Regions from separate parts of the Homo sapiens genome. Here regions 2, 3, 4 and 5 are each linked to region 1. The links are chromatin contacts, found by Hi-C or POLR2A ChIA-PET in ENCODE. All regions are on one chromosome and are shown on one strand. Each heading gives the region's core, a stretch centred on a gene start or an enhancer-like site at or near the end of the contact. The rest is flanking DNA. Distances are from core to core; before and after follow the strand shown.

Region 1 (6,196 bases), core at 1,816-4,315:
GTATTTAATATAATGATAACATTTGTTTATAAAGTCTATAACTTTTAAGAATGAGACACAATCAATCTCTTAATGGCACCAAATAATCATTTCCACATAGTCAATGTTATTTGAACAAATGAATAAACAAACTCTGGAAAATCATCACAAAAGCAGTCTCCACCATCTCATCAGCACTGGGAAGCTCTGCGAAGCTGCCTGGGGCGCTAGCAGGCAGACACAATGCCGTCGTAAAAGCCTCCCTGTTTTTGCAAGGGATAGGTTTTACAACCAATAATTAAACGATTAGGACATTCCATCTCTTGTCACCATGAGGTGGGACCCTGCTGTTCTAGATTTTCCATAACACTGAGTCATCGACAAAATTCAAGATTCAGAATCTTCTCTACGAATCTTGACGTATTAAAGCATTTACTTGTAAACTAATGGCAAATGCTTATATTAAATTTAAATAAAATATTAGAGCAGTTAATCGCGTCTTTTTTTCCATTCTACTCACCTGAGACATGGGGCAGCTTGAGAAGTTTCTGGAAATGAGGTTAGGTTAGGCACAGATTCTCAGAAATGATCTATGCAAAAGACTTTGGAATTATAGTGTCATTTTTTTCAATCCTATCAAATTTACTACTGAATATATTAAAGTGTGGAAAGTTGAGAGATATCAAATGTCACTGAATAAAAATGAGATCAGATTTATAATTTGGAAGATTGTGTCATCATTTGGTGTCTGAATTTTTTTGTTGTTGTAATTTCTGCCCTCTCCCATCTAGACTACTTAACATTCTTTTGCCCATTATAAGTTATCATAGCCCATAAATTTGACAACTTCATTAAAATCCAAACGAGGACACTAATATTTGGCCCATTTCTTCTGGCTGACATTTTTTGTTCTAGAAATTATCTCTCTTTACCTGTGAATACCCAGTTTACTCTCTACTATTCCCTAAAGTTAGCTTTCACTCAAATACACATTTACAATTATAAAGTTACTTTATTTCCATTTAGATTGCTCCTGGTCTCCACAGAGATAGCAAAGATTTCAAATGCAACAGGCTATTTAGCAGAAACAGCCATTTTCTTTTATATAAATTGTTATCTTAGTTCAGTTATTTTGTCTTTAAAAATACATTGCTTCAAAAAAATGCAAACTGAACTATGCTTAATTCAATTCTTTCCATTGGCATGTAAATTTTAATTTACAATATAGCACCAGGTCCTTTTAGTGGCTTTGTTTAAATTGTTAGAGAGACTAAGACTATTTTAATAAACAATTTCAGAAATACAAAAATCTAGGGAATAATACGCTCCAGTTTATGACCGTACAAAAATATGTATATTCACCTATCCTGCTAATGGGCATTCTGTTTATTTCCATTGTTTATTATAATTTAAAAATTACTACATCTCTTTATTGACCATTACAAATTCTTCTTCTGTCAATTGCTTATTCTTATCCTTCAATGTTTTTTTTTTTCCTTTTTTGGTCTTTTCTTTTTGATTTATTAGGCAATTTTAAATAGTTTGATTACTACTTCTTTCTGTGTTATATGCACTGTCAATCTGTTCTTCCCTTCAATGGCTGGTTTGTTGTTTTTACCTCAGAACATTCGGTCAAGTGTTTCAGAGGTTAAACTCTATTTGTATATTTATTGCCTTTATGACTTGTACTTTTTCTTTATGGCCTGATTTCGATAATTCTTTTCTCCTTCACAGACCTAAAGAGCTTTTTCTATATTTTCTTCTACAATGTTGAAGTTTTATTTTTTACATTTAATTTCACATTGAGTAAAATTTATTTTTTATCTGTTGTGAACTAGAGATCTGCCTTTTCCATGTGGATATCCAACTTCCCAGGAATATTGAAAGAGAAGCAAATCTTTTTTTTTTTCTTTTTCTCTTTTAGTATACAAAAGGATGTAACAAGATCCCTAGGACAAATCTGATGTTAACTGAATTAAGTGGATTAGTATTAAATTAACTGGCCCGATAATTACAGGAAGGCATTATAAGTCCCTAGGGAGCCCAAGGAGGGTGAAGCCTCATGCCCCTTTGGGTAGTAATACAGGGACTAACTATACTCCTTGCTCCCACAGGACAGAACATTCTCTAGGTTTTTCATTCCCGACTCAGTAGCACTCAAAGCTTTTCTTAAGGTAAATTAAAGTTATGGAGAAAGGCATCACTCTGTAGCCACTGTTTTCCAAGAGTAACATTCCAAGGCAGTATCTAGGGAGCCAGCAAAGATTCTGTCCTGTCTACCATTTTCCCATGAATGACATCATAATAGAACCTCCCGGTCTTATTGCCTTTTCTTATTGGTAACAAAAGATGACAAACTAGGTAATTTATATTAAAAAGTTTATTTAGCTCATAGTTCTAGAGGCTGGAAGTCCACAGTGCCGGCATCTGTGAGGGCCTTCTTGCTGCCTCACCTCATGGCAGAGGGCATCACATGCTCAGAGTGGGAGCAAGGGAGCCAGGGAGAGCTCACAGGCACAAGAATAACGCTGCTGTGATAATAAACCCACTCCTGGGACAGCAACATTCATCCCGTCATGAGAACAGAGCCCTCATTCATCCATTCATCTCATCATAGGGGCAGAAGGATTACATTTCTAACACATGAACTTTTGGGGGACACATTCAATACCTAGCACTCCCAAAATATTCACTAAGAGTGAGAGTAAATTGATTTAATTTCAGACTGTTCTTGGCAGTCCATAAGTAGAGATTTCCAAGTTTTACAATAGAGAATTAAAATGATTGAAAAATATTCTAAAAAAAAAAAAACAACCTGCAGAAGAAAGCTAGAAAATCAGAAGATGAAATATTTTTTAGGCATAAAATATGCATGCAGTTTATAGACAATGGAGATGTGCTAACTCTTGAAAACGTGCTTCGACATCTCAAATTGCTTAAGGCTTTTGCAACAAAATAACTTACCAGTGTCAGGCCATGGTAGAATATGAGTTCACAATGAATTTTTATGCCTGGGTTTCTGTGACCCAAGTTATGCTGAAGAATATGAGAGACACCACCTTTTAAAAATTTTTACATAGCCTGCGGCCACTGCAATTCGTTAATCCCTTTGGAAAATTGCTTAAGCCTGGCATGTTTTGTAATGAACTTTATCTCTTCACTACCAAAAGTCGTAAAAAGGAACTTCAGTGAGGAAAGAAACACAATTGATAATTGAATATTTCAAAGAGATCAGCATTTTAGAAAACTGGGTATGTATTAATATGCTATATCTGACATATGACATGAAAATGACATATATAATATAATTTTGTTTATACTATTATATATTTTATACATTTTGTGTTATAATACATTTTGAATATATGTATATATATACACATACATATATACACACACACAATATATATAGGAAAATAAAATTAAATATTATCAGAATGTTTATTTCTTGATGATGGGAATTTGAGTGGTTCTTTTTTTACTTTATTTCTATTGTTATTCATTTGGTATTTTCCAAATTTTGTTCAGTGATTTTTTATTACTTTTACAATGATAGACATTATGTTTGGAGGCAGAAAAAAGAAGGGAACAGACAAGAAACGTTCATTTGAAAATTCTAAATGCAGAACATACCTGAAGTCAAAGTGTCCCCCGTCACTGAAAAACCAAAGCCACCAATATCAAAGAAGCGTGGGCCCTTCCGCCCCCTACTGTCTATCTTCAGTAACTGTCCAGTGAGTCTCCGCCTTTTGTTAGCAGGAATCTAAGAATCTCCTGGGAAGCTTGCTGTTTGCAAAATTAGGAAATCTTGAGCTACATCCTCAGATAATCTGAGGCTGGATACCCTCAAACTATACTGTGAGAAACATCATCAAAATTAAGTTACATGACGTGATCACAGCTATAGTAATAAAATCAGAAAAAATATGGACATCATATTTAGAAACACAAATTGGCAACGAGATTTCTTTCAGTTTTAAAAAAGTGTATTAGTATATAACATAATATAGTATGTATTAAAATAATATACATTTAAGGGTATATAAATATATGCTTAGTACACATTGTCAGTATTAATATCAATACATTACCTTTTATACATATGTATGTGTGTTTGTTTGTGTATTTATGCACATGCAGCTTTATATTTGCCTATGTAGTTGTATATATGTAGAGTGCATAGTATAGTGTGGATGTGTGCGTATGTGGTATGCATATACCACACACACAGAGTCCTGCACATACACACACAGAGCCATGCATCGTTTAACAATGGGGATACATTCTGAGAAACGCATCCATAGGTGATTTTGTTGTTATGCAAACATCATAGTGTGAACTTTCACAAAACTAGACAGAAGAGCCTACTACACACCTACTGCTGCTAGGCAACAAACATGTACAGCCTGTTATTGTCCTGAATACTGTAGGCAATTGTAACACAATGGTATTTACATATCTAAACATAGAAAAGATACAGTAAAAATATGGTATAAAAGATAAAAATGATGCACCTGTGTAGGACACTCACCATGAATGCAGCTTTCAGGACTGGAAGTTGCTCTGGCTGGGTCAGTGAGCGAGTGGTGAGTGGATGTGAAAGCCTTGGACATTACTGTATGCTACTGCAGACTTTACAAGCACTGTACACTTAGACTACACAAAATGTACAAAAAAATTTCTCTCATCAATAATGAATTAACCTTAGCCCACTATAACTTTTTTTACAGTATAAACTTTTCACTTTGTTTTAACTTTCTGACTCTTGTAATTACACTCCACTGAAAACACAAATCCACTGTATAGCTGAACAAAAATATTGTCTCTTTTTATATCCGTATTCTATAAGCGCTCTTATATTGTTTAATTTTTTAATTTTTAAACTTTTTTGTTAAAAACTAAAACACAAACCACACAATAGCCTACACCTACACGGGGTCAGGATCATTATCACTGTCTTCCACCTACATTTCTTGCCCCATTGGAAGGTCTTCAGGGGCAACGTCACGCATTAAGCTGGCATCTCCTATGATGACAATGCCTTTTTCTGGATAGCTCCTGAAGGAAGTGCCTGAAGCTGTTTCACAACTGACCTTTTAATAATATATTAACATAAAGAGTACAATCTAAAATAACAATAAAAACTATAGCATATTAAACTAGTAACCTAATCATTTATTATCATTGTCAGGTATTATGTGCTATACCTTATTGTATGTGCTGTATTTTTATATGACTGGCAGTGCAGTAAGTCTGTGTACACAAGCATCACCACGAACACAGGACTAATGCATTTTGCTACAGTCTTACAGTGGCGACTGCCTGATGAGTTGGCAGGAGTTTGCCAGCTCCATTATAATCTTGAGGGATCACCATGGTATATGTGGTCCTTCGTTGAACAAAACGTTGTTATGCTGTACACGACTGTATGTACTTTTACAAATAATGCTGCATTTGTCTTTTTAGAAATTATCAAGATCCTAACCTGCGATTAACATCTGCATTTTAACTCTAAAGCTGATAAAAGCTTTTCCTCACTTTGAAGTTATTTGAAGTAGCAGGTTTTTTAAAAGATGACATATATAAGTTCTTAAAAATCATTATTTACTAATTTCAGCATTTCTTCTGAGCTAAGTTTAATATTGTAAAATCTCACAAGCAATTTATTTAAGGTCAGTTAATGACATTGAAGCCAAATTCCTTTTTAAAATACGCTCTCAGTTGCAATTGAACACAGTTACACGTGCCTCTTTGAAGGAAAACGTAGGCACAGTGATAAATGCAGCGTTTCCTTACCCATAACCAAATAGAAATAGCTGCATCAACATTCCGAGCCCAGGACAAATAGGGCTGAAAAGAAAACAAGAAAAAATCATCAGTTTGGCAGCAAATCCACTGTCACTATACTCCCTGGCACTTGCCTTTGGCCTGGAAAGCACTTGTCAATAACGGCTTCTTTGTTTTCTGAGACGTCATCTGTAAATACTGAAATATTGAAACCTAGTCCAGGCTTTGATACCGCATTCTTAAACCTGTTTTGAAAACCTGAGATAATTGCTTTAAAAATGCCTTCATCTATCTGTTATTTGATTTAGAAATACATTGGATTAGGTCTTATAAGTCAAGCAGAAACTTGTCTTTTTTTTTTTTTTTTTTTCTAGACGGAATCTCACTCTCACCAGGCTGGAGTGCAGCGAGCAATCTCGGCTCACTGCAG
Region 2 (6,196 bases), core at 2,300-4,799, 920 kb before region 1:
AATTTCCTTTACCTAGAAATTCCATAAACAATCTAAAAGGCAAACAGAAAATTTGAGGAAAGTTTCCAACATATATGATAGGAAAAAGTTAACATTCTTAGACTATAAATGACTGACATTATTTGAAAAGGCACACACTTCAATAGCATAATGGGCAAAGAATATAAACAAGTAATTTAGAAAAAAAACCGTATGGCCATAAAAAAAGAAAAAATATATATATGTATATATATATATATATATGAAATTATTTAGCCTCAATAGCATTCAAAGAACTATAACATACCAGATACTATTTTCACCCATCAAAAGTCAAATATTAAAAATAAGTTATAGTATCCAATGTTGTCCCACATATGAGGAAGTAAACAGCCTCCTACACTATTGGTGGAAAACAAATTAATACAACCTTTTTGTAAACTAATTTGCTTATTCCTATTAAAAACCTTTAAAATAAGTACATCCTTTTGTCCAATAAGTTTACTTGGAAAGATTTATTATAATAATTATAGCTATACTCAAAGATTTAACTTAAATATGTTCATTGTTTATATCTGATCAAATATTTGTACAATCTGGTGACCAGAATAATACATAGTATAACCCCATTTTTGTGGAAACAAATATTTATATGTACAGTTGACCCTTGAACAACATGGGTTTGAACTACTCTAGTCCACTTGTGTGTGGATTTTCCAATGAATATATTGAAAACTTTTTTGGAGATTGTAACAATTTGAAAAACCTTACAGATGAGCTGCTTAGCCTAGAAATCCTGAAAAAATTAAGAAAAAGGTATGCCATGAATACATAAACTATATGTAGATACTAGTCTTATTTATATGTTAATCAGCTGTTCATGCTATCAGTAAGGCTTCCTGTCAGGAGTCAGCTATCAGTAGTTAAATTTTAGGGGAGTCAAAAGTCATATGTGAATTGTATTCGTCCGTTTTCACCCTGCTGATAAAGACATACTTGAGACTGGGAAGAAAAAGAGGTTTAATTGGACTTACAGTTTCATGTGGCTGGGGAGGCCTCAGAATCACAACGGGAGGTGAAAGGCACTTCTTACTTGGTGCTGGCAAGAGAAGATGAGAGAGAAGCAAAAGCAGAAACCCCTGATAAGCCCATCAGATCTCATGAGACTTATTCACTATCATGAGGACAGTATGGGGGAAACCACCCCAATGATTTAAATTATGTCCCACCAGGATACAATTCAAAATGAGATTTCGGTGGGGACACAGCCAAACCCTACATGAATATTTAACTGTGCGAGAGGTCAGTGCCTATAACGCTTGCATTGTTCAAGGGTCAACTGTATATAATATATAGTTAAAAAAATACATAAAAGTATACACAGCAAAGAGGTTACTCTGGAGTGGCAGAATTTTATATTATTTTAATTTTTTCTCTGTTAATCTATGTGGACTATTTTTCCTTTAATAATCATGTGCTATGCCCTTAGATGTATTTATTATGTGAAAAAAGATAGTTATTCCTTTATTACTAAAAATAAATGCTTCTAGAATAAATAAGTAAAAGTAATATAATTATTTGGTACAGATTTTTAATAAAATGGTGTTAAAGAATAAAAATTCTTACATATGCAAGGAAGAATCAGAATGTGTATAACAAAAAAGCAATAGTCTTCATGTGTGATTATGAATTGTGAGATGTTTATTTTCTTCTTGTTCTCATCCACACTGTCTAATTTCTCTGTAAGAATGTTGATTACTTTCTAAGAAAACATAGTTTAATTGGCACCTTGGGGTTGTGGTGAAACAGGCATCCTGATGCCAGTATAATTGGCTACAGCCTTTCTTAAAAACAATTTTCAAATTCCTTTCACTATCCTTAAAAGATGACAGTGTTTTACATAGTGATTCCATTCCTGTTGATCTATCTTAAGGATATAATCAGAATATTGACTCAAGACTGTTGTTTTTCCAGAATTCTTTCAAATTGAAAAAAAAAATTTAAAAAGAAAAGAATATCTAAATAAATAAAGTATATCAATATAATGAACTATTGTGCAATCATTAGAATGATTTCTAAGTGTTTTTTACATAGTAACTTGTTATTGAACATTTAGTTTGAGTCATACGTTATATCAAAAGTTTCACCATGCATGAGTTCATTTGATTCTCTCAACAAACCTGTGAATTAATATTGTGACCATGATTAGTCACATGAGAAAACTGAGGATAAGAGAAAACTATAAGACTCTTATGTGACAAAATGTCTAAACAGAGTAACTATTTGAATCCAGCCCCTATGGATTTTGCTACTACTATCTGGAAATGATAAAGCAAAATCAGACACTACCAGTGATTTAATGCTAAGAGGAAAAAAAGTCATCACCTAAATTGTATCCTATTAAAATAGACATATAGGCATAGGAAGAAATAGAGCAAAACATTCATAGACACAATATGGGCATGGCAAGTTTTCAAATAATTTTTATTTTTTTAAAATTTTGTTCCTTTCTGTGTTTCTCAAATGTACTACAATGCACATGTATTATAAGAAGAAAAAAATAGACCGGGCACGGTGGCTCATGCCTGTAATCCCAGCACTTTGGGAGGCCGAGGTGGGCAGATCACGAGGTCAGGAGATGGAGACCATCCTGGCTAACACGGTGAAACCCTGCCTCTACTAAAAATACAAAAAATTAGCCGGGCGTGGCGGCGGATGCCTGTAGTCCCAGCTCCTCGGGAGGCTGAGGCAGGAGAATGGAGTGAACCCGGGAGGCAGAGCTTGCAGTGAGCCTAGATCGTGCCACTGCACTCCAACCTGGGTGACAGAGCAAGACTCCATCTCAAAGAAAAAAAAAAAAAAAGAAGAAGAAAAAAATAAGGTAGCTGTAAGTAACCAAAAAAATACATTTTCAAACGGGGGTTATTCTCATGTTTGGCATGTGTCATATAAACACTAAACAGTGCTAGAATAATGGGTAACTTGACTTTATACACACTGTGCTTTATCATAATTCTGCAGAAAATGATACAAAATATATCACTTGACTTAGAATATGAAGGTCAATATATTTTGTAATTAGGTATTTGACAAATGCTTTCCTGTAAGAGCTCCTCGCTTTATAAATATGGACTCACTGATATCGATGATAAAATAAATATCAAAGTTTGTCATCCACAGGGGAAGGATGTTGAGATAAGATTTTCGTTTCACCCTTTACCCACTCATATGGTATGAGAGGAACCCCAGCAGAGCAGGAAGTTCAGGTAACATTACTCAGCATTACTCAGTCTCTTCTGAGCTGTTTCTTTCTCACTTGCTGTCTTACATCCTTCAGATATTACTTTTTACAAGACTTCAAACACTAATAAAATGATACACATTAGTAAAAGAGAAAAATCCATTATATAACCCTTCAGAATAGACTAAAGGAGCAGAGTCCATAAAAGCTGAATCATCCCATTGTGTAGGTCCCTACCAAAAACACTTGACTTATCAGCTGAGCCAGGAAACCTCATCTTCAGTACACATGAGATATCAGTAGCTGTTTCACAGGTTGGTCATCAAGGGAGGCATTTAGGTAAAGATTCGCATTCTGACTTTATCACTCACTAACTGGAGAATTGCAGCAAGTTACTCAAGCCCTTAATACCTCTGTTTTCTCAGTATTAGGAATGCAGAGTAATGTCTATTACATAGGGCAGTTGTGAAATTTGGGCAAGAGAGTGTGTGTTAAATCCAGAGGCTGACACATAATTAAGTATTCAACTCAGTCAGCGAATGTGTTTACTAAGTGCCAAGTCACCCACTGAAATCAAACCTGTCCGTGGTGCCACAGATACAGCTGTAAGAATGCAGCCAAAACCCTGTCCTCCGCCAGCTCATATTTTAGTGATCCTTATTGTACAGGTCTTGAATTTGACCAATCAGCAGACATAGTGGTTTTTGTTATAATAAAATCTAGATTAAACATATTTATTGGATAATTTTTAAATCTTCAGAAAAAGATTCACAAAATAATATTTTATATTGCAATGTATATTTTTACTTGATTGGTAAAATTAAGATCTTTAATCCACTTTTCTTTCTTTTTTTTTTTTTTTTGAGATGGAGTCTCACTCTGTTGCCCCAGGTGCCCCAGGCTGGACTGCAGTGGCACGACCTCGGCTCACTGCAAGCTCCACCTCCCCGGTTCAGGTCATTCTCCTGCCTCAGCCTCCCGAGTAGCTGGGACTATAGGCACCCAACAACACACCTAGCTAATTTTTTGTATTTTTAGTAGAAACAGGGTTTCCCCGTGTCAGTCAGGTTGGTCTCGATCTCCTGACCTTGCGATCTGCCCACGTCGGCCTCCCAAAGTGCTGGGATTACAGGTGTGAGCCACTGTGCCCGGCTAATCCACTTTTCAGAAAGACTTTTTTGATAGTTAATTTTATGTCAACTTGACTGGGCAAAGGGATGCCCAGATAGCTGGTAAAAGTCCATTCCCAGGTGTGTTTTTGGAAGAGATTTGCATTTCATTTGACTTGATGGGATTGATTTTTGAATTGGTGAATGGAGGTAAAGAAGACCCACCCTCGCCAATGTGGGCATAATCCAGTTCTTTTGTAACCTCCCAGCGGGTTCACCTTGTTCGCTGCTTAGACAGAACCGATTTATCAAGACAGGGGAAATGCAATGGAGAAAGAGTAGTTCACACAGAGCCAGCTGTGTGGAAGCTGGAGTTTTATTATTACTCAAATCAGTCTCCCCGAACATTTGGAGATCAGAGTTTTTGAAGATAATTTGGTGGGTGGGGAGGGGCAGTGAGTTGGGGAGTGCTGATTGGTTGGGTTGGAGATGAAATCATGGAGCATCACTGTCTTCTTGGGCTGAGTTAGCTCCTGGGTGGGGGTCACAAGATCAGATGGGCCAGTTTATCCATCTGTGTGGTGCCAGCTGCTTCATCAAGTGCAGGGTCTACAAAACATCTCAAGCACGGATTTTAGAAGCAGTTTAAAGAGGTTCAGAATCTCGTAGCCTCCAGCTGCATGACTCCTAAACCGTAATTACTAATCTTGTGGCTAATGTTAGTAGCCTAGTTCCCAGGCAAGAAGGAGGTTTGTTTTGGGAAAGGGCTGTTATTGTCTTTGTTTTAAACTGTAAACTATGAACTAAGTTTCTCCCAAAGTTAGTTCAGCCTATGACAAGAATGAACAAGGACAGCTTGGAGGTTAGAGGCAAGATGAAATTGGTTAAGTTGGATCTTTTTCACTGTCTCAGTCATAATTTTGCAAAGGCAGTTTCACTTTCAGAGCCCAAACAGTACAAAAAATGTAGCGGAAGGGTGAATTTTCTTTCTGTGTTGTAGCCAGGACATCCATCTTCTCCTGCCCTCACGTTGGGAGCTTCTGGTTCTTAGGTCTTCAGATTTGAACTTGGGACTTGGGACTGAGCCACACCACCAGCATTCCTGGCTCTGCAGCTTGCAGACAGCAGATTGTGAGACTTCTAGGTCCTCATAATCTCAGCAGCCACTTCCGTTAATCTCTATATATACATATACATATACATGTGTGTGTTCATGTATGTGTGTGTGTGTAGTCCATGTATGTGTGCGTGTGTGTATAGTAACACTTTTGTTACTCCATTTAACCTTGATTACATAACATTCACAAGCAAGTGTTTAAATACAATTCTTTTTTAATTTGAATTGTTTGGTATTTTGTGGGCCTTTTGGTTTAAAGGCTCATATTATTTAGCTTTAAACAATATTCTTGTTTCATTTATTTTATAATTTCTGTTTTTCCAAGTTTATTTTGCTCTAACTCCTGCTATTTTTTTGCCTTCAAGTTTCATATATACATTTTTTGTCATATATATGCATGTGTGTGTGTGTGTCCTTGAAGACAAGAAATATATACATATGGACCTTGAAGACAAGGACTACACACACACACACACACACATGCACACACACATGCACACATGCATGCACATTTTATGTATTTGCATCTATACATGCATAGAGAGCATATATATGTATATGTGTATATATACGTGTGTGTGTATATATGTGTGTGTTTATATGCGTGTGTGTGTCCTTGAAGACAAGCAATGCAGTTGTTGTTTACATGTCCTGTGCCTATCACAATGCATGGGATATGATATGCTTTCAGTAAAGCTTGCTGAACAAATGCATGAATGAATGGGTTAGCAAAAATATTTTAACCTGCCT
Region 3 (6,196 bases), core at 2,581-5,080, 800 kb before region 1:
AGAATAGCGTTATACTTCTATTTTTAGCTTAAGATAGTTTATAAAAAGCCTACTTCTTTCTCTCTCTCTATATATACACACATACACTATATTTATAACTCTATATGTAGCTATATATAGTTTATATATCTATACACACATGTATAGATATATATATATATAACTGTTCTCTGTTTCATACTAAATGAGACAATGATAAAAGCATGAAGCAGCCTGACTCAGAGTTGCCATGGACATTTGAGGTGATTTCACTCTGATTCAACCCATTTTCTAATAAGTAAAAATGAACTGAATCATATCAGTAGCTTTTTTGGCAGTGACTTTTATGCTAATTCAGTTTTTGGAGAATGTGTCAATTAGCATTACCAGTAGGGGTTAATATCTCTTTTTACTTCTTTGGAAGATTGCTGCCTTCCTTCTCTCCCTCCCCTCCCCTCCCCTCCCCCTTCCCCCCTCCCCTCCCCCTTCCCCTTCCCCTTCCCTTCCCTTCCTTCCTCCCTCCCTTCCTTTTTTTTAAAAAAAATTTTCACTCACTCTTATAGTAGGTGTGCCAAATGCTTTGCGAATGTGACATAAAATATCAACAAAAAATGAGATATTGAATATTTTAAAATATAAATGTAATTGTATTAAATTACAAAAGTATACCATTCATTACAGAAAAGTTTTTTCTGGGCATGGTTATGGAGGAGATTGAAGTTTGCTTTGAAACAGGGGAGCATACGTCAGTGACAGTGGTTTGCAGCGTAGCTTCACTGAGGGACAATAAAGCCAGGAAAATTCTGTTGCTGATTTTATGACCACATCCCCTTTTCATGGCCATCCCTTTTACTGATTGGGATGCCTACTAGGACTTTTGTGTTTTCTACGATAATACTGATTTTTAGTGAGTTTACACCACTTGATGAAAGAAAATTGAATGTATAGTACCTGCAATTTAAATGTTACACATTTGTAAGGCATTTCATATATAGGTAAAATTACTAATCTGAAAAAATAATTGGCCTGGTTTTTATTCAGCAAAATATATATACATGGCATTCAAGTGGCAGAAGCAGCTGGAAAATTCTGTGTTTAAACTTCTAGGGCTGCGGGAAGACCCTCTCTCTTCCATTTATAATGATCATTTATTACTCACTCAAGTCAAACAAGTATTGCTTCTCTGGCTTAAGACGTTGGTGCATGTGGGAGAGGTGAACGGTCACAGATAATTTCATTGGAATGAATTTGTCACCTGTTTGACTGGAAACAGATCTGAATATGGGAAGATGCTTTGTGCACACAGTGGACCTTGGAGGAGTAAGAAAGGGACTCGCCATTGACGGGGTGAAGTGGGGGGCAGCAGAGAGAGGGGCTGGGGTGACCAAGACTGATTGGGCAGCTAGAGAGGAGGAATGCCTCTAATCCTGCGAAGGCCTTTTGTAGCCTATATAAAATTCTGCATAAAAATAATTCTGCAGACCATCCTGGCTAACATGGTGAAACCCCAACTCTACTAAAAATACAAAAAAATTAGCCAGGCATGGTGGCAGGTGCCTGTAGTCCCTGCTACTTGGGAGGCTGAGGCAGGAGAATGATGTCAACCGGGAGGCGGAGCTTGCAGTGAGCCGAGATAAGACCGCTGCACTCCAACCTGGGCGACAGAGTGAGACTCCGTCTCAAAAAAAAAAAAAAAAAAAAGTTGCAAAATTCATACATTTTGAATGAGTTGCAAGAAAAAATGAAGTTACTCTGTTGTTTTCATCTCTTTTAAACTGTCCCAAGTCCAAGATCAGTTGATATAAACATGCTGTGGTACAACTTTCCTTGCTTTTCAGAGTGATCTCAAGCCTATGTCCTTATCGGAAACATATTTGTCTGGTCATGACTGACTGTTGGAATCTGTCTGGAAGCACACATGGGAAACACCTGGTATACCTGGTACCTGGTGTACCTTGTATTACCCTCAGGGCTACATGGATTGTGTTGAAAGCTGTCTTTTAACATGATGCCCATCTTTGGTTGTGATGACTTATTTTTTAGAAATTAGTCGGGTTAAAGTGAGCCACACTTCTCCATGGACATTCAGCATATAGGATGTCACAGCAAGGAACACAACTGCAAGTTAGGAGCTGGCATTGAGTCAGGGCACGGAGCAGAGGCTGTATCTCGAGGAAAAACAGTCGGCGTGAAGTTGTGTGAAGGGGGCATAAAAGTGACTCAGAACTCCGTCTGATCGTGGAGGACTGAGAGGGCAAAAGTTCTTGCTTGGCGGGGCGTGGTGGCTGATGCCTGTAATACCAGCACTTTGGGAGGCCAGGGTGGGTGGATCACTTGAGCTCAGAAGTTCCAGATCAGCCCTGGAAAGTTGGTGAGACCCCATCTCTACAAAAATTAGCTGGGCGTGGTGGCATGTGCCTGTAGCCCCAGCTCCTAGGGAGGCTGAGGTGGGAGTATTGCCAGAGCCCAGAAGGTCACGGCTGCAGTAAGCCAAGATGGTGCCGCTGTACTCCAGTCCGGGTGACAGAGTGAGATCCTGTCTCCAAAAAAAAAAGATTAGAAAGTTATTGCTCAAGTGATATTTCCATGAAAGTACAACTTAGTGACAAATTACCCATTATTTGAACGCTACAACTTTCACAGAACAAGTTGGACAATGTGTATAGAAGCAAGTTTCTTAACAAACAAGCTATATTACTTAGGAGTAAGGAAGGGGAATGTGGCATCTCATTTCAGACTCTTAACTTCCTCTTTTGAGTCTGACACATCTTCTATATTTTCTTAAGGCCTCCCAGAAGCAAACAGGCAAGGCTGGAAAAAGGAAGTTAAATAGTGATTTGCTCAATTTGAAAGAAACATAACTTTTTCACATGATACCAAACGTTTCCCAAATGAAACACTCCCTACCCTGCCCCAGCATGCAACTTTCCAACTAAATCTGGCCCAAGTAAGTCGTCTCATCAGCTGGATTAAATATACTTTCTTCATCTTTGGCTGGGTCTTACCAAAATGAGTGATTCAACTTCTTAGGAGAGATTGCTGCAAGGGTTACACCAACAGATAAATATGGGAATTTCTTTCACACTTGCTCGTTTCAGACCAATAGCAGAGCTAGGTAAACAGTGATCTCATCTTCAGTCACACAGTTTTGCTGACATTACAAAGAAAGGTGTCAACACAGATTTAAGGTGGCTGTCAACTTACTGAGTCCATCATTTTGGCTTTTGAGTTTTTCACCATAGAGAGCTAACTGAGAAAAACGAAAAACTTTTTTTTCTACTTTTTTTTTAAACTAGAAAAGCAATGGCTGCTCCTTAAATATATGTAAAGAATAGAAAGAAGAGAGAAAGGTACTAATGTATCCCACCACCTATATGGAAACAGTATTCATATTTCTCCTTGATTCTGAAACATTTATGATCTTTGCAGGGAAATTTTTGGTATGTTTCAGGTAACTGTAGATGAGAGCTCTTTCTTTTCAATCAGTTCTGAGAACTTGATATCTTAAGTGGTTCTTTAAGTCCAAAATATTTCAGTTGAGTTAAACTTTAACCAACCTAGGTGATTAGTGTATATGCTCTAAAACCTTGCGGAACACTTTGTATCAACAAATAACACAAACCCTGAATTCCTGGAGCATGTATTATGTTTATATTCAAACATAACCCTGAAATGTGTTCTTACTCTAAGTATCTCAGACACATTCTTCTTATTTGAAAGCTTCGTGTATTACTCAACAACCTCTAACATATCTCAGCGATGTTAAAGACACATAGAGAAGAAATGACATCATGAAGCTGATTCTGTTCTTTCAGCTTTGTGTTTAGCTAATGCTGAACAGAGCGGTGAGTCATGCAGTCCTGTGACCAGCCAGGCGCTTTTCCAATCAGAGTCTGTTAAGATCTTTGACAACAGTACCTGTAGTTGTTTGAAGAGGAGGTTTCAGTAGTGACCTGTACCCTTGGTAATAACAGGCTTTATAGGTAACAAAATGTGTTCTCTGCCTACTGAATAACAAAACACCAATCATGAGATAACGCTTAGTAAAGCTGACTCATTTCCTCCTTTACAGATGAAAGGAGTTGTCCAAGAAATGACTATCTCAGAGGGAAATTTTCCTTCAGGTCATTACGTGAGTCTCTTTAAAGCATGGCGGACTGTAGCATTAGGTTTTCAGTTATTAGGTATATTAAAAAGTAAATTTTATTATGAAATAATATCATACATTTAAAGCCCGGTCCGGTTTTATCTTGAAATATGTGATAACTCCTGGTTTCAGATGCGATTCAGAAGAAATAGGTTGACTTGTATCATCAGGTGTCCAGAAGATTAAAATTTCTGTTTTATTAAAATGTGGAATTCACGTTTGTTTTCAGCCAAGCAAGGTTTGGTGATTCTGCAGCTGTCACCCTCAGCATCTCTGTAGGACAGCCTCTTGCCCCTCTTCACCCAGGTCTGCAGGAGGGTGGCAGCGTGGCTTGGGAAGGCTGGGTGGCGGGAGCTCAGAGGGGGTGCAGTGTTCCCACCACACAGCGGCGGCTCAACTGCCCAGGCTGTGGGGTTTCCAGCTGTGTCGTGTTGACTTGAACCGACTCAGCAGGCGGTGCCCTCCTGGAGCACCTGAAGCCTCCAGAGAAATATGATGGAAAACCAAGAGGCCTCCACCTCCCTGACTTGCTGCGACCTCCTGGGCTTTGCAGCCAGGCTGCTTTCGTGGATGCAGTCCTCGAAGCTAGTTTGGAAGACATTTATTTTTAAATATACAGGAAGCCAAATACGTTGAGAGAAAAGCCGCCTAATGCATTCCTCTGTTCATCTCCAAAGTCATAGCTGGTTTTCTAGACCCGATTTTCATCAGACTTTCCAAAGACAGAAAGAGTCTCCTCTACATAGGGCTTCCTTCTTTGCCTTCATCTGTAATGCGAGCCTTGCCCTAGGTTGCCTCTCTCTCTCCTTGCTCCGCCTGCTTCGGAATTCTCCTGTCATTTCAACAGTGGTACCAAGCTTTTTGTTGTTAGGAAATCACAAATTCTGAAACACACTCAACTGAGCAGATTTAAAAATAACCTAGGCTTCTCTACTATTTGGGTAAGGCCACTTGCTTGTTTGGGGTTGCTAATGGGAATAAGAGACTATGTGTGATTACCTCTAGAGCCTGCTTGTTTGCTCTGAGGAAAGTTTTATTGAAGAGCCACAGGCTGCGTTCCAGAACACTGGCCAAACACTTTGCACATGTGTGCTGTTGGGTCCTAGCACCGTCCACTCCACTCCTGGGAAAGGAATATGCCCTGGGGACGGAGATCTCCTTGCAGAATGCCTGTGTGGGCTGCATCTAATAAGGTTTTTTAGGAGTGGTTATGGCCCCCTGTTGGGTTCCTAATAAAAGCCCGTTATCATTTTTAGCTTCTGGAAATCCACAGGTCCCTAATTTTGTAAAAGGTGCTTTCCATGCCTTGCAGTCTGTTCTCCCAGGGAAATTTAATCTGAATACTATGTTGCAGGGTGGTGGTTGGGAGGTAATTGCTAATACATTGTGGGCCCAGAATAGACTGGTCACATTGTATTTCTCCCTTTTCACCCTAACAAATCAGAAACCGGATGATACTGTTTGTATTCGGAGTCTGAGAGTCTCAGCCTCGCCTTATCCTTCACCAGCCCGGACAGCAGCTAGGACTGAAGGTGCACGTGCCCATGTTTTCCTCCCAGCCACCCGGTTCCCCGCTCTGTCCCTCACTGATCTGTGCATAAACTGGGCAGGTCTACTTAGATCTGCTTTATACAGCAGGCTTTTATATAAGCGTTCATTTGAAAACCAAGAGATGTATAAAGGCTTTTTGGCTTTGTTTTGACATAGATAGGATCTCACTCTGTCACCTAGGTTGGAGTGCAGTGGTGGAATCACGGCTTACTGCAGCATTGACCTCCCAGGCTCAAGCGATTCTCTTGTCTCAGCCTCCCAGATAGCTGGGACTAAAGGTGCACACCACCACTCCCAGCTACATTTTTTTTTTTTTTTTTTAGTAGAGACAAGTTCTCACTATGTTGCCCAGGGTGGTCTCAAACTCCTAGCCTCAAGTGATCCTCCTGCCTCAGCCACCCAAAGCATTGGGATTACAGATGCCTGGAGCATAAATGCCTGTAGATATTGAAAAGGGAAAGGAATGTGAAGGAAGTACCCCAGAGGCTTGTGCAGCCTCACCTGGGCACTCAGAAGAGG
Region 4 (6,196 bases), core at 1,793-4,292, 620 kb before region 1:
CCAGCCAAGTGTTCAAATCAGGACAGTGAGAAGAGGCAGTGCTGAGGAGTACCCCAGGGGTCAAAGTTTGCATCCTGGCTGGCACTGTGCGTTCGAAATCAGGACCAAAAGACAGCTCTGTGTTGGAATGAAATGTCACTTGGACATTTTATATACTTTATCATATAGAGTTTCATATTATGCATTCTAATGCATAGAGATGGAGGTAGTCAAAGCAACATATTTTTGTAAGTATTTCTATTTCTGTGTTGAAACAGAGTGTTATGAGTTTTAGTAGTGGTGGTATTAGGCTGAGAGTGAGCCAGCAGAAGGTGTGCTAGTCAAGTCTCTTTGGTTGCATATAACTCAAACCAGATCATGTAAGGGTTAGGAAAGGAATGGGTCAAGAGAGGCACTGACTATAGGGACAATCAGATGCCAACAGGAATGAACTGCTGATTACTCAGATTTTGACTTCTGGGTTGGATTTTCTGTAAAACTACATTGGTTCATAGCTGCCAACATCTCTGGACTCCTAAAAGGACCTTTTTTTGGGACGGAATCTCACTCTGTCACCCAGGCTGGATCTCTGCTCACTACAGCCTCCACATCCTGGGTTCAAGCAATTCTACTGCCTCAGCCTCCTGAGTAGCGGGGACTACAGGCATGCGCCACAACGCCTGTATAATTTTTTTTTTTTAATTTTTAGTAGAGAAGGGATTTCGCCACATTGGCCATGCTGGCCTCGAACTCCTGACCTCAAGTGATCCACCCGCCTTGGCCTCCCAAAGTGCTAGGATTATAGGCATGAGCCACCACGCCTGGCCAGGACTTCTGAGTTTCAATTTGGAAATTTCAGAAAATCACAGGGCAGCTTCCCACTGGGACATGGCCCTGTGGCCCCTGCAGTGGACAGCTACCTTGGGGAGAGGGGCTGTTACTGCTCTGTTGTATGAAGTGCTTACCTTTCCTCCAATTACTATAGCCAGACAGGGGGACAGCAGAGGGTGAGGTGGAGGGTTGACTAGTCCAGTCCGGGATACCAGGACACCCTTGTGAGAAGGGGAGCCACTCCCTCTATTTCTCTCTGCAGCATATCAGAATGTCACTCATCTCCCACCACGCTTACCCAGGATTCACCATGCTGCTTTCTTGCCTGGCCTTGCTTGAGCGCTCTCTGGCCTCAGTATGCTCAGTGCACAGCATTAACTCCCATCTTCCAAGTCTTGACCATGCAATCAGAAGAGACATGGAGAACCTACCATGAGCCAGACACTTTTTCTACCCGTTTCCGTGCAATACTTCATTTTGGTTTTACAACATTCCTTCTGGGTAGGATGCACAGTTTATTTACATTTTATAGATAAAATTATTGAGGTGTCAAAAGGCTGAGTGGTTTTCCCAAAGCTACAACCTTGTACATTTTGGAGACAGGCCTGAAACTGTTGGAGGGGTTCAGAGCCCACCTCCTTCTCTTCAGCATCACTATGCACCACGGCTGGGCCAGCCCTGGTCTTGAGTCTCGTAGAAGGTCTCTATTTGCATTAAATGTTAACAAGAAGCCGTCATAGAAGATCCTCCTTCTGTTGGTTTCTTTTCTGCTTGGACTCTGGCATAGTAAAAAAATTCACACACAACTCATTTTGAAAAACCAAATGAAACAAAACAAAGGTCCTCTTAGTCATAGCATCAAAACTGAAAGTTAGTGAAGGGCTTAGAAATTCACCCTGACTTTACACAGGAGGTAATAGCCACTGGGAATACCGAGTAACTCCCCTTCCACCCACACCAGATGGTTTCTGGTGGAGCCAGGACAGCGCTCCTGCCCCAGGACCTCAGGACGAGGACGAAGTCCTGGGCTCTGTTGGAACACAGCATAGGATAATTCTCACAGCTGGGTGGGCCTGGGAGGCAGGAGGCAGATGTGTGCTGAGGGCCACCTGCCAGATTTAGAGATGGAGCACGGATGGATTGAGAAGAGGTTCTGAGACAGAAGTATTGCTCTAAGGATCTGGCGTAGACAAATAGACCCTCCTTGGAAAGATGAGTGGCCCTGGGGTTGTCCCCAAATCTCTGGACCAGCCCAAGCCTATGACTCCCTGCACAAGGGCACCTGCTCTCACTGCGCAAGGATCTCTGGACTTTCTCCTCCAAAGACCTGCTCCTGGAACACAGAGCCCCTCTTCTCCTTCGTATTGGGACCCGCCTGGCCTCACACTAGGAATGTCCCCTGGACAGCAGTTTGAAGGCCCTATGCTCGCTCACTGCACTAAGGATTCTTGAGCGATGGGCGACTTGGTCGACACACAACCCGGGCCCACTGTGCGGAATTGCGTCGAATAAGCTTCTCCCTGGGGCAGAGTCCCTGCCTGTCCTTGCCGCCCCCGTCCTGTTCTCGTCCCTCTATCCTCCAACCCTCCCCAAGGCCCTTTCTCCCCCTACTTCAAGGATGGGGCCCTTTTCCGAGCACTTTGCTCATTGCAAAACATAACCAAATTAAACAAAACAAAGCCCATTTTGGTTTGGGCCTCTAATGTTCTCCTAAATGCTCTCTGATTTTCCATTTGAACCCTAATTTTTCTCAGCCTATTTCTGCAATAAATTATCACTGTGTTTTGAGAAAGTGATAGATTTTGAACCCTTTGGCCCATATTCTTTAATGAATCCTCTTTTAGATTGTAGAGTTTCATCTGAGCTTCCCAATCTTAACTCCTCACTCCCCGCCTCACCCCATAGGGAAGTTAGAAGGATCCGAAGAAGTGGGTTCCTATCAGAGTCTGGCGTCTCCACTGTGGACATGCCACTTAACATCACCTGACCTCTGGATGAATCAAGTCAGTCAGCTTAGCAGGCTCTAAAGCCCCTTTAATTCAAAAACTTGGAGCCTGTATTTTCTTTTCCTTAGATGCCCATGATTTTTTTTAAAAATAGGGATTCTAGTTTTCCATCCAAGACCCTTGCACACTTCAGTACACTTAGTGTGGGGTTCACTTTCCAGACCCGGTCTCCAGGTGCTGTCTGCTTCTCCAGTCATGTTAGCCTGAAACGGCGACTGATTCATGTGCACACTTCGGCTCCCCAGGCCAGAATGCTGTCACTCTGGGGAGGAATTATGGTTTCACTTTTTGCTTCATTCCTGCTGTAGAGAACAGGCACCCATCAAAGTCCAGAGTAAACAGACACTGTTTCACGTGCAGCAGATGGAAGTCTTTATCCATGATTACTTTTGTCCTATGTCTTTCATGTCCCCCTGTTTTTTTGACGCCTCCCACTTTTCCCTTTTAAATACTCTGGGTGATGGTTAAAAGCAAGATGACTGCTGGTTTATTCGTCACACCGGAAGCAAGAAAAAGTTACATGCAGGCAAAGGAGCTGGATGCAGGATCTCATCTGAAGGACAAGATCACTTAGCCATGCACGGGCAAGAAAGAACTGAATGTTTCTGAATAGAGGAAACGTTAGTCCCGGATTTCAACCGAGAGAAGGAATGCTGAGAGTTCTTGACAGCGAGGGCTTCGGCAGGGGTGACACGCCTTTGATTTAGAATGGTTAGCACATACCCACATGCACACATGACCTGCCTTAGTTTCAGGATATGGAAACTTCTGAACAGAATTGTGGGTACAGCTGCATTTACACATATTTACTGGGCACTTATCACATATAGCAAAATATCCTGAAGAGTAAATTACAATCCTCTCCCATCTTGAAGGCACTTATGAAATTCTGTCTGTATTTACTCTTTCTTTAGGGTTAGTGAGCAGCAATGTGTTGCTGATAATTCTAATGTTGCTCCTGGAAATGTGTTATTTTAAGAGATTCACATCCTCCATGTGGGGTTGGAAACATCTGTTCAGAACAGAACGTATCAGTTAAGATTATATTTTGCTCCTCCCAGTTTGAGTCCAGATGGTTACATCTACGCGCTATGTACTACAAGTTTCAATTATCTACTGTAATTTTATTTCTTTTATTTTGTATGTCTAATGAAGCTAATATTTAAAATAACTCCTAATATATTTCTAATGTGCTAAAAGCTAAAGGTCCTTAAGTGTGTGTGTATGTGTGTGTGTGTCTGTTAAAATGTTGTAAGATTACTAGATGCTAAGAATGCCATTTTTAGGCCAGGCGCGGTGGCTCACTCCTATAATCCCAGCACTTTGGGAGGCCTAGGCAAGCGGATCACTTGAGATCAGGAGTTCAAGACTAGTCCGGCCAACATGGTGACACCTGATCTCTACTAAAAATACAAAAATTAGTGGGGTGTGGTGGTGCACGCCTGTGATCCCAGCTACTCTGGAGGCTGAGGTAGGAGAATCGCTTGAACCTGGGAGGAGGAAGTTGCAGTGAGTTGAGATTTTGCCACTGCACTCCAGCCTGGATGATAGAGACACTGTCTCTAAAATAATTAAATAAATGAATGAATGAATAAATAAATACATATTTGTAAAATGCTGTAAGATTACTGTTAAAACGTGTATAAAGCATATTATTAAAGGAAAGGTAAACATTCCCTCCGAGTGGATTTTCTAAATCCAAACAAAGTGAACTTCATCAGAAATAATAGCTTCAAGAAAGAAAATCATTTAAAATGGTGATGAATTGTTATTTAATTCAACAAAATAATACATAGTCCATCATAGAAACATATAATAAAGCGAATTTCTCATTGATCACTATTTTGAGAAAAGTGACAAAGCTATTCAAATGAATAAAAAGTATGTGAATTTTCAGGTAATTTTGTGGGAGAAAGGATGTTTCAGGATGCTTTAGAACATTGATCTCCAAATGTTTGTCACTGTTGTATCCTGTTGTTTTGCAAAATGCAAACTCTCAGTCATTTTTAACGGACATACAAAATTTTTCTTCATATGCTGAAATAGTTGCAAATGATGCAAATTTCAGGATACTATGGACAGATAAAAATGAAACTATGAACTTGTTCTACGAAATGTAGTCAGTGAAATGTCAATAACGAAGTGATTTGATACTGACCACCACCTATTAAAAGAAAAACACAAACAAGCTCTTCAATTACAGGAAATTGGACATTGTTCCTTTTTCTCTTTGAACTTGTATTCCAATTTTATTTCTCCATAGGTTTTATCTTAATGTAATCTTTACTCAAAACATTCTTATTGATTGTTTCGTAATTCCTTCTGTGAAGGAAATACATAAATTGAAAGCAAAATATTTTAATTTTGCCCATGCAGCTCTAAGTGTTACATTTTTCTATATTGGATTGTCATTATAATTACTATTTGTACAAGGCTGATCCCAATAACACACATATACAATTTTATATTTAGCAAATAAAAATATGCAGTTTGATTTGAAATTCCTATCCTAATAAGATAGATGAAATTTTTTTATTAGTTTATACAATTAATACATAGTTAACAGAATGCAGTAAGTGTATCATCCAACCTATTATTGACAACTTTTTAAAATGTAGGCTTTGAGAAAGTTTGAAGTATTACAGAATTTCGCTGACGTATTCGAAATGTTTTCTGAATTAGATAAAAATATCAATCATCCATTATTTAAAAAATGTAGTCTACCAGCTGACAAGTTGATTAGGTTCTCTTTGAAACCAGATAATCAGAATTACAGACAGGCTGTGTTATCCATTTATCGGAGTCTCTAGAATGTCTGTATTGTGGGTTGATCATGTATGGTTTGCTCATTGTCTTCATGGAGCTTTATCTCGAGTTCCTCTGTGATATTATAAAGCTTGCAGAGACGGCCACATCTTTCTTCTTTTTCCATCCTCTCTTTCTCCTCATCACCCTCTTCTTTTTCTTTTTATGTTTTAGCTCCACTTGATATTTTTCTAAAATGCTTCCGCTGTTAAGCATTTAATAAAGTGTCACGTATCTCAAGCATATGATAGGTTAAGCAGCTCATAAAAGAGAATTACACTTGAAAAAAAATCTTTATAGAAAAACATGCATTAGTGTTCTTGTTGATAAGTTCCAGCAGTGATGCTACAATATATCATATTCACTCTAAAAATATTATATTCAGTCTATTATTTAATGTGAAAATCAATTTGTTGGCTTGGACCAAAGCAGAGATTCTTGTTATATTCACAACATGGAACTATTTTAATGACTGTTAAAAGCCCTCCCATGGGAAGCAACCATGTAGCTAAATTCTATGGCATCATCCACAAAAACCATTCTATCTAGATATAACTCTTCTATCAACCAGAGAC
Region 5 (6,196 bases), core at 2,512-5,011, 520 kb before region 1:
ACAGACCGTGGTCATTAGCAAAAAAGGTCAGAGGGAAAATTCATGGGCCTTATCAGAAAATTATTAGCCTGATAGATCAATGCTGTGTTTGAAGTATTCTAATGTAATCAACTGCCTCTGCAAAGTGAACAAAAGGAGGCCATTATGCAAATAAGAACCATTCATTTCAGAGGAAGGAGCTTTGGTTTCCTGGTACAGAGTCAACAAAATGAGGAAGCTGCGAAAGCCCTGGCTCATGTAGTTAACCTTGGGTCACTGTACCCTCCAGCCTCAGCACAGTTAATCCATGAATACTTGCAGTCAACAGCCTCTAAAGGTCACCAGACTCTGAAGTCCAGTTACTATTTGTTACCAAGTTTACAATTCAGAATTTATAGGAAATAAATATGTAGCCTGCATCACTAATGTGCCAAGCTTTGGGACAGGTTTCTTTCTAATTAGATCTCTGAAGGATTTTCCTGAAGGAGTCCCTCATGCTCTTGATTTCATCAACAGGCACTGTGCGGAAGCCCCTCCACCATGATGGTTTTGCTCAAGAAACCTTCATCTTGCAAAAGACAAAATGACAACAAATTCCGTTCCAAGATGCCAATTGGCTTTATTGACATCCTAGAATCAGGCAGCACTATATTCTCTAAAATGGAATATGTGTTCCAATGAACTGAACACAGGAGATTGGCTTTACAGATAGAAAAAGGGCTGAAGAAAGAGAAACAAAGAATAAAAAGTGTATTGGGTGCTTCCAAGTTACTTTCCTTGTAAGCCACTGTGTCAGAGGCATTTGAACCACAGCGACTCCATCTTGAGTGAGGACTAGGAAAACGAGGCTGGGACTTGCTGAGCTGCATTTCCAGAAAGTCAGGCATCCTTAGCTTCTAGATGTTTATTAAGCAGACCCAGACTCGGGAGTGTCTAGATATCCCGATATCTGGAGAACAAAGGCATTCCTAATTTTGCTTTAAAGATAATAATATCGATTCTTGCAAAATATAGTAATTGAGAAAATTAATCCTTTATCACAAACCCTTGTAGCAGAGCTTATCTCTTCATGATCTTTTTTATCCTACATATACAAGTATTGTACCTAGGGTGGACACATTCCTCCTCTTACTTTCGGGTCTGTCCTACTCTGTCTGTGGAGTAGCCGTATTTTCACCACTTTACTTTCTTAATAAACTTGCTTTTACTTTGCACTGCAGACTCACCCTGAATTCTTCCTTACGCGAAATCCAAGAACCCTCTCTTGGGGTCTGGATCAGAATCGCTTTCCTGTAACAACTGGGGCCAGAAAGAAGAAACAATAGAAAAACTGATGAGTTCACATGATGTGACTTCAGATTAAGGATTTAAACACAGGGAACTTCATTATCCTGCCCATTGAAGACTAAACCTGTCCTGTTCAGGAAGTTAGGCTATCTCTCTCCTGGTTCCTCAGAGGGCAGAGAACTGCTCAGTTTGGGTTTGGGTTTGGTAAGCCTGGGTGACCCCACTATGATTTGTCTGGTCTGTTGCGATCGCAGGAGTTTAGTCCAAAATAATGGCCTCAAATTTTGTTGAACAATCTATACGGAAAGCAATATCCACCTCTGAACATTTCACAAAACACATCAGTGTAAAGTGTTGAGAAATCTTTTTAACTTAAAAAAAAAACAAACAAAATCTCAAGATTTCACAATGTTTTTTGATTCTGACATCTCTCCCTCTCCCACCTCCATCCCCTTCACTCAAGGTGCACCTATCAATAGCTTGAAAAACACAAGTGTGGGATAGGCTGTTTTGGATCATAAAGTTCTGCTCAAAGGGTGAATCCATTAGCCACAAGTCACTGGAGCTACTGTCTGCAATGACAAATTTGTTTCCACTAATTGAGAAGCCAGTAAAGGCATCAACTACAGATGTAAAATTTTCTTCATGTACAAGAAGGGGGAAAAAACAGTAACTCCACTGTGGCACTACCACTTTGCACTTGCTATTTATGGGATGGTTTTCTTCACAAGGAAAAAAAAAAGTACAAGTGGGAGCATTGGCAACTGTTAATTACAATGAGATAATGATCATTCGATAAGGAAAGAAATGGATTATGAGTCAAAAAATAAATATTGTGGAATCTGCGTGTAACACAATGTTTATTTTGGCACTTTGACTCTCCCACTAAATGATCTACGGGCAAAATTCAGTTGCAGACCTGCGATCGGGGGCTCCATGCCCCTATGACTTGTGCTGTCTAGATGGTGAGAGACGCTGAGAAGCGACCGCAGGAATCCCATCCTAGAGTGGTGGCCTCCTCTAGAGTGGTGAGACCTGTGACTGACTTATTCTAACCAATGCAGCGGCAGGGATGGCAGGTCCTTGTCTTGATAGAACAGCTGCTTCTGTGGCAGGGATGTGGTACAGCTGCCACAATATCATCATGTCTGTGATATGAGAGATCGAAATAGACACCCCTATATCGACAAACATGGACCCTAAGCTAAAGGGAACGGAGTTACCTATGTCTCAAAGGTTCAGAGCCTGGCTGGTGTGGCAAATTTCCAAATTTACACAGGTACAAAACAAACCACACTCGCTAAGCTCCCTCACAATGGTTGCTATCAGACCCCTCAAAGCTCTGATTTGCAACCCAGACCACTACCATTCTGATAGCTTTACAAACATTCTTTTCTGATAAACAATGGCAGACTTGAAGGCAGCTTCAGCAGCTTATAGAGGCTGTGCACAAACTGTTTTTGTTTCCTGCAGTTCATCTGTTGACATAAAGGGCTAATCCCACCTCATTTTAATGCTGAAACCCTGCCCCAAAGTGAACACGGGATGTATGTTACATACACATTCACCCATTGCACATGCGTTCCACTCTCCTCTTAAATATGTATAGCTTTTCCCCCAAACTTGCAGACCATGTGTGAGTCTATTGTGTAATAAGACCCCATGAGGCATAAAACCAACCCCTTCCTTCCTTCCTCAAAGAGAGAGCACCTTTGCCTCATTCTACGTAGTTCCTGCTGGAGTCTCCTGTGGTTGTGGTTGGGTCGTCTAAATTACTACAAAGAGCAAAAAAGCTCTGACATAAAAATGGTCTCTTATTTTCTTAATCTTTGTGTTTCTCAGGTGCACTGTTGTGAAGAGACCTCAGCATACGTGTCCAGAGCAGTTAGTAAACATTTAGTGAAAATCCATAAAGAATTTGTAAATGCTCTCTCTATAAATCCCTACCTGGACTCTTTCATTTTTTCCCCCAGTTTCCAGTAAGAGTACAAAGTTATGATTTTTACACGAAGATTTGTTTTCATCCCCTATTACTGTACCTTATGACATCCTGGCAAATAATAACAATAAGAAATGGGAACGATAACAGTAATTCTACTTTTGAAACACCTTTTGTCTGTAAACATATATACACTTTCTGTAAGTGTCAAGGGATATATTTAATCATGATACTAATCCCCGAGAACTTTGTGTTTTGTCTCAAAATTCAAATAGACACAGGGCCCTTTGTTTGGACTTAGTTGGTTGCACAACGCTTCCAAAGTTAGCGTGTACTGTGAAGTCAACTGGGATTTTCAAGACATTTTTATGTACACTAAATATGTCTTAACATGATCTTAATGAAAGATGTAATAATTGACTGGCAGATGGAAGAGGCAGCAAGAAAATTGTAGTTTAGTAAAATAAAGTTTCACATTACTATATCAATATTAGGTTTTACACTAAAAGGAAAGCTAAATTTAGGAGCTTTATTACATACTAGCATTGACATGAGTCATTTCCTCTCCATTAAAGCAACCAAAACCCCAACTTCCTATCTTAGGCTATAATCTGCACCAGCCAGCAGATTTCAGATCTCAATTCTGCATGTTTGAGTTCCTCAAAAAAAAAAAAAAAAAAAAAAAAAAATCTCAGTTTAAGTTTGTACTTTCAGTGGAATTTTAAATAATTCCAAGAATGAGAATAGCTAACATCAAGCATCAGATATTAGTCAGAACAGTTTCACTTTGAGCAATAAAATTAGATCTCAGTTGAAATTTGCAGATACTGGGAAAGGAAAAGTGAAGTACTTACATCTTCACAAAATAAAATGACTTGTATCAAATTGAGCACACCCACTAACACAGACACTCACAGACACACACAGCGAGACAACACAGAGATACAGATGACACACACACACTCACAGACATATACAGCGAGACAACACAGAGATAGAGGACACACAGACACACTCGCAGACACACATGGAGATAGAGACAGAGGCACAGACACAGACATACACCAACACAGACACAAGCAGAAACACAGACACAGACACACACACACACACAAGGAGATGCACAGAGACACAGACACACACACACACACCAACACAGACACAAGCAGATGCAGAGACACAGACACACACACATAGACACACACCAACACAGACACACAGAGACACAGGCACATATACACACACCAACATAGACACAAGCAGATACAGAGACACACACACACACGCACAGACACCAACACAGATACAAGGAGATACACAGAGACACAGGCACACACACACACAGACACACCAACACAGGCACAAGCAGATACACAGAGACACAGGCATACACAGAGACACACCAACACAGACACATGCAGATTGTGTGAGACAGACACACGTGCACACAAACTTCACCAACACGCACACACCCAATAATGATAAATGCTTCTCCACTTCTGTGTTTTGGTGACACTAATAATCTTGTACTTTCTTTGACACAGTAGCCCATTTTCTGTTCAAAAGCAACAGAAAAATATGTCATCTAGTTTACTGTTTTTAGAATTGTAGGATATTTTTGTTTCAGCCTCAATAAAATTACTTCTAAGTCCTTCTAAGTTTTGAGTGTCTTCTAATTTCTTCATTCCTCTAATGAAAGGTCCGGTCATGTGTAGATATCACCCCTGTGGGGACCCCCTCACATTGCACCTGACCTTGGCTGTGCTGCTGTCTGCCTGTGGATGGAGTGGATTGACAACGGTGGCATTCACATGATGAGAAAAATGCTCCTGGGGCCGCGCTCCTGGCGAATGGCTTTGGAAATCAACAAAACACAGTCCCACTTTTGTCTGTGACCAGTCTTCATGGCATATCAGTTAGAGTGGTGTGCTAAATTTTGAGACCAGGTGGACAGAAGTGAGTTAAATGTTTTCAAGTGATCAATAAAGACAAATACCTTTATTGGGTACTCATCTCAAGCTCTAGGAATGGAAAAATACAAAGATGCGTAGTCCGTATTACTCCTTCAAGGAGTTTAATAATTAATTGAACATAAAATTCCTATATATGTGTATAAATACATATATTTTAATACCTACACAATGAAAACATCATTGTGTAGCAAGTAGTCCTGTAGGAAGGTTAAAACCTTGTTTTCATCCTTATCTTATTTTTCTCACCTCTCGTAATCCAAACTATTGAAGGACATTGTTGAAGCGAGTAACAAGGACTAAAGGACCAGAAGGTCACAAAAAAGAATGCATCACTGAAGAAATAAAAAACTAAATAAATGACTCAACTTTTTCTCACAAAGCTAGTCAATAAATTCAATGTTTTAAATGTGACCTGTGGACACCATTTAGACAGGTTTAGAAATATTGTATGTTGTTGAATCTGAGTCTGAATGGATTCAATGACCTTGTGAAGGAAACAATGACCCCTATTTTGTCTAGTGAAACATGTAGCATTTACAAGCAGAACCTACTCCAATTAAAATAGAACTAAAATTAAATTACTTAAGCATCCAGCATACTAAAAAAACTAAAATCATCATTTTACTCACAAGGTAGAATCAACCTAAGTTATTTATCTCTGTATCCAATCCTTAAATACTTCGTTAAACTTGCAAAATTTTAAAGTTGAATAAAATTCATCAACGTTTATCTGAGTGTGTTTCTGCTGTGTGCACATATAATTTAATATAATAAAATACTTATTGGATTTTGACATTAATTTTCATCTTAAATGAAAGCTGCTGCTATTTCTTAAATTAGGTAGACAACAGAGCAGTCTCTATTATAGTACAGTTAAAATCCTCCTCTGTGAGCCTATCTTCTGTCCTGGAATACACATTCATTCACTAAAGGTTAATGAGCACCTACTAGTCCACCAACTTGTGTTAAATCAATTTAAAAAAATTCCAGCCCTCATGGAGGATACTTTTTACATAAT

Evidence for each region. A loop is a pair of places that touch in the nucleus more often than their neighbours do. ChIA-PET counts read pairs that join two places held with the same protein, here RNA polymerase II (POLR2A). Pooled maps may share reads with other maps.
Region 2: a loop to region 1 is called in a map of B cell, with 8 times the contacts of the local background. The contact joins the enhancer-like site here to the promoter of LINC00705 in region 1. A Hi-C loop is called at or near these places in 7 of 168 maps with a recorded cell type or tissue (B cell, CD4-positive, alpha-beta T cell, CD4-positive, alpha-beta memory T cell and 4 more), 4 of 37 single-sample maps with no recorded cell type and 14 of 50 pooled maps. POLR2A ChIA-PET finds 5 or more read pairs at or near these places in 1 of 52 experiments (A549).
Region 3: a loop to region 1 is called in a map of mammary epithelial cell, with 7 times the contacts of the local background. The contact joins the enhancer-like site here to the promoter of LINC00705 in region 1. A Hi-C loop is called at or near these places in 1 of 168 maps with a recorded cell type or tissue (mammary epithelial cell), 1 of 37 single-sample maps with no recorded cell type and 11 of 50 pooled maps. POLR2A ChIA-PET finds 5 or more read pairs at or near these places in 2 of 52 experiments (MCF 10A and activated T-cell).
Region 4: a map of naive thymus-derived CD4-positive, alpha-beta T cell shows a loop between it and region 1 (4-fold over the local background). The contact joins the enhancer-like site here to the promoter of LINC00705 in region 1. A Hi-C loop is called at or near these places in 2 of 168 maps with a recorded cell type or tissue (endothelial cell of umbilical vein and naive thymus-derived CD4-positive, alpha-beta T cell), 1 of 37 single-sample maps with no recorded cell type and 10 of 50 pooled maps.
Region 5: a loop to region 1 is called in a map of endothelial cell of umbilical vein, with 4 times the contacts of the local background. The contact joins the enhancer-like site here to the promoter of LINC00705 in region 1. A Hi-C loop is called at or near these places in 1 of 168 maps with a recorded cell type or tissue (endothelial cell of umbilical vein), 3 of 37 single-sample maps with no recorded cell type and 19 of 50 pooled maps. POLR2A ChIA-PET finds 5 or more read pairs at or near these places in 2 of 52 experiments (WTC11 and activated naive CD8-positive, alpha-beta T cell).

What each region holds. Positions count from the first base shown.
Region 1 is chr10:4,653,091-4,659,286 of GRCh38, forward strand. LINC00705 (long intergenic non-protein coding RNA 705) reads left to right here and starts at 3,066. Exons shown (of 3, transcript NR_015425.1): 1 at 3,066-3,230. MANCR (mitotically associated long non coding RNA) reads right to left here. Exons shown (of 4, transcript NR_024475.1): 3 at 4,511-4,635.
Region 2 is chr10:3,737,007-3,743,202 of GRCh38, forward strand. The region is part of intron 1 of LOC105376360 (a long non-coding RNA gene); the gene reads left to right. Among named protein-coding and RNA genes, the nearest start is that of KLF6, 45 kb to the right of the region's middle. RefSeq lists enhancers at 2,564-3,763, 5,337-5,476. Within about 2 kb of position 3,550, at least 6 of the 41 ENCODE cell types and tissues checked have a DNase peak (open chromatin) inside an H3K27ac peak, as active enhancers do.
Region 3 is chr10:3,848,666-3,854,861 of GRCh38, forward strand. No RefSeq gene overlaps it. Among named protein-coding and RNA genes, the nearest start is that of LINC02639, 18 kb to the left of the region's middle. RefSeq lists enhancers at 2,502-2,858, 3,567-4,766. Within about 2 kb of position 3,831, at least 37 of the 41 ENCODE cell types and tissues checked have a DNase peak (open chromatin) inside an H3K27ac peak, as active enhancers do; they include mammary epithelial cell, where a contact is called at or near this core.
Region 4 is chr10:4,031,934-4,038,129 of GRCh38, forward strand. All of the region lies in intron 2 of LOC107984195 (a long non-coding RNA gene), which reads left to right. Among named protein-coding and RNA genes, the nearest start is that of MIR6078, 44 kb to the left of the region's middle. Within about 2 kb of position 3,043, at least 12 of the 41 ENCODE cell types and tissues checked have a DNase peak (open chromatin) inside an H3K27ac peak, as active enhancers do.
Region 5 is chr10:4,127,955-4,134,150 of GRCh38, forward strand. No RefSeq gene overlaps it. Among named protein-coding and RNA genes, the nearest start is that of LINC00702, 110 kb to the right of the region's middle. RefSeq lists an enhancer at 1-470 and a silencer at 209-409. Within about 2 kb of position 3,762, at least 8 of the 41 ENCODE cell types and tissues checked have a DNase peak (open chromatin) inside an H3K27ac peak, as active enhancers do; they include endothelial cell of umbilical vein, where a contact is called at or near this core.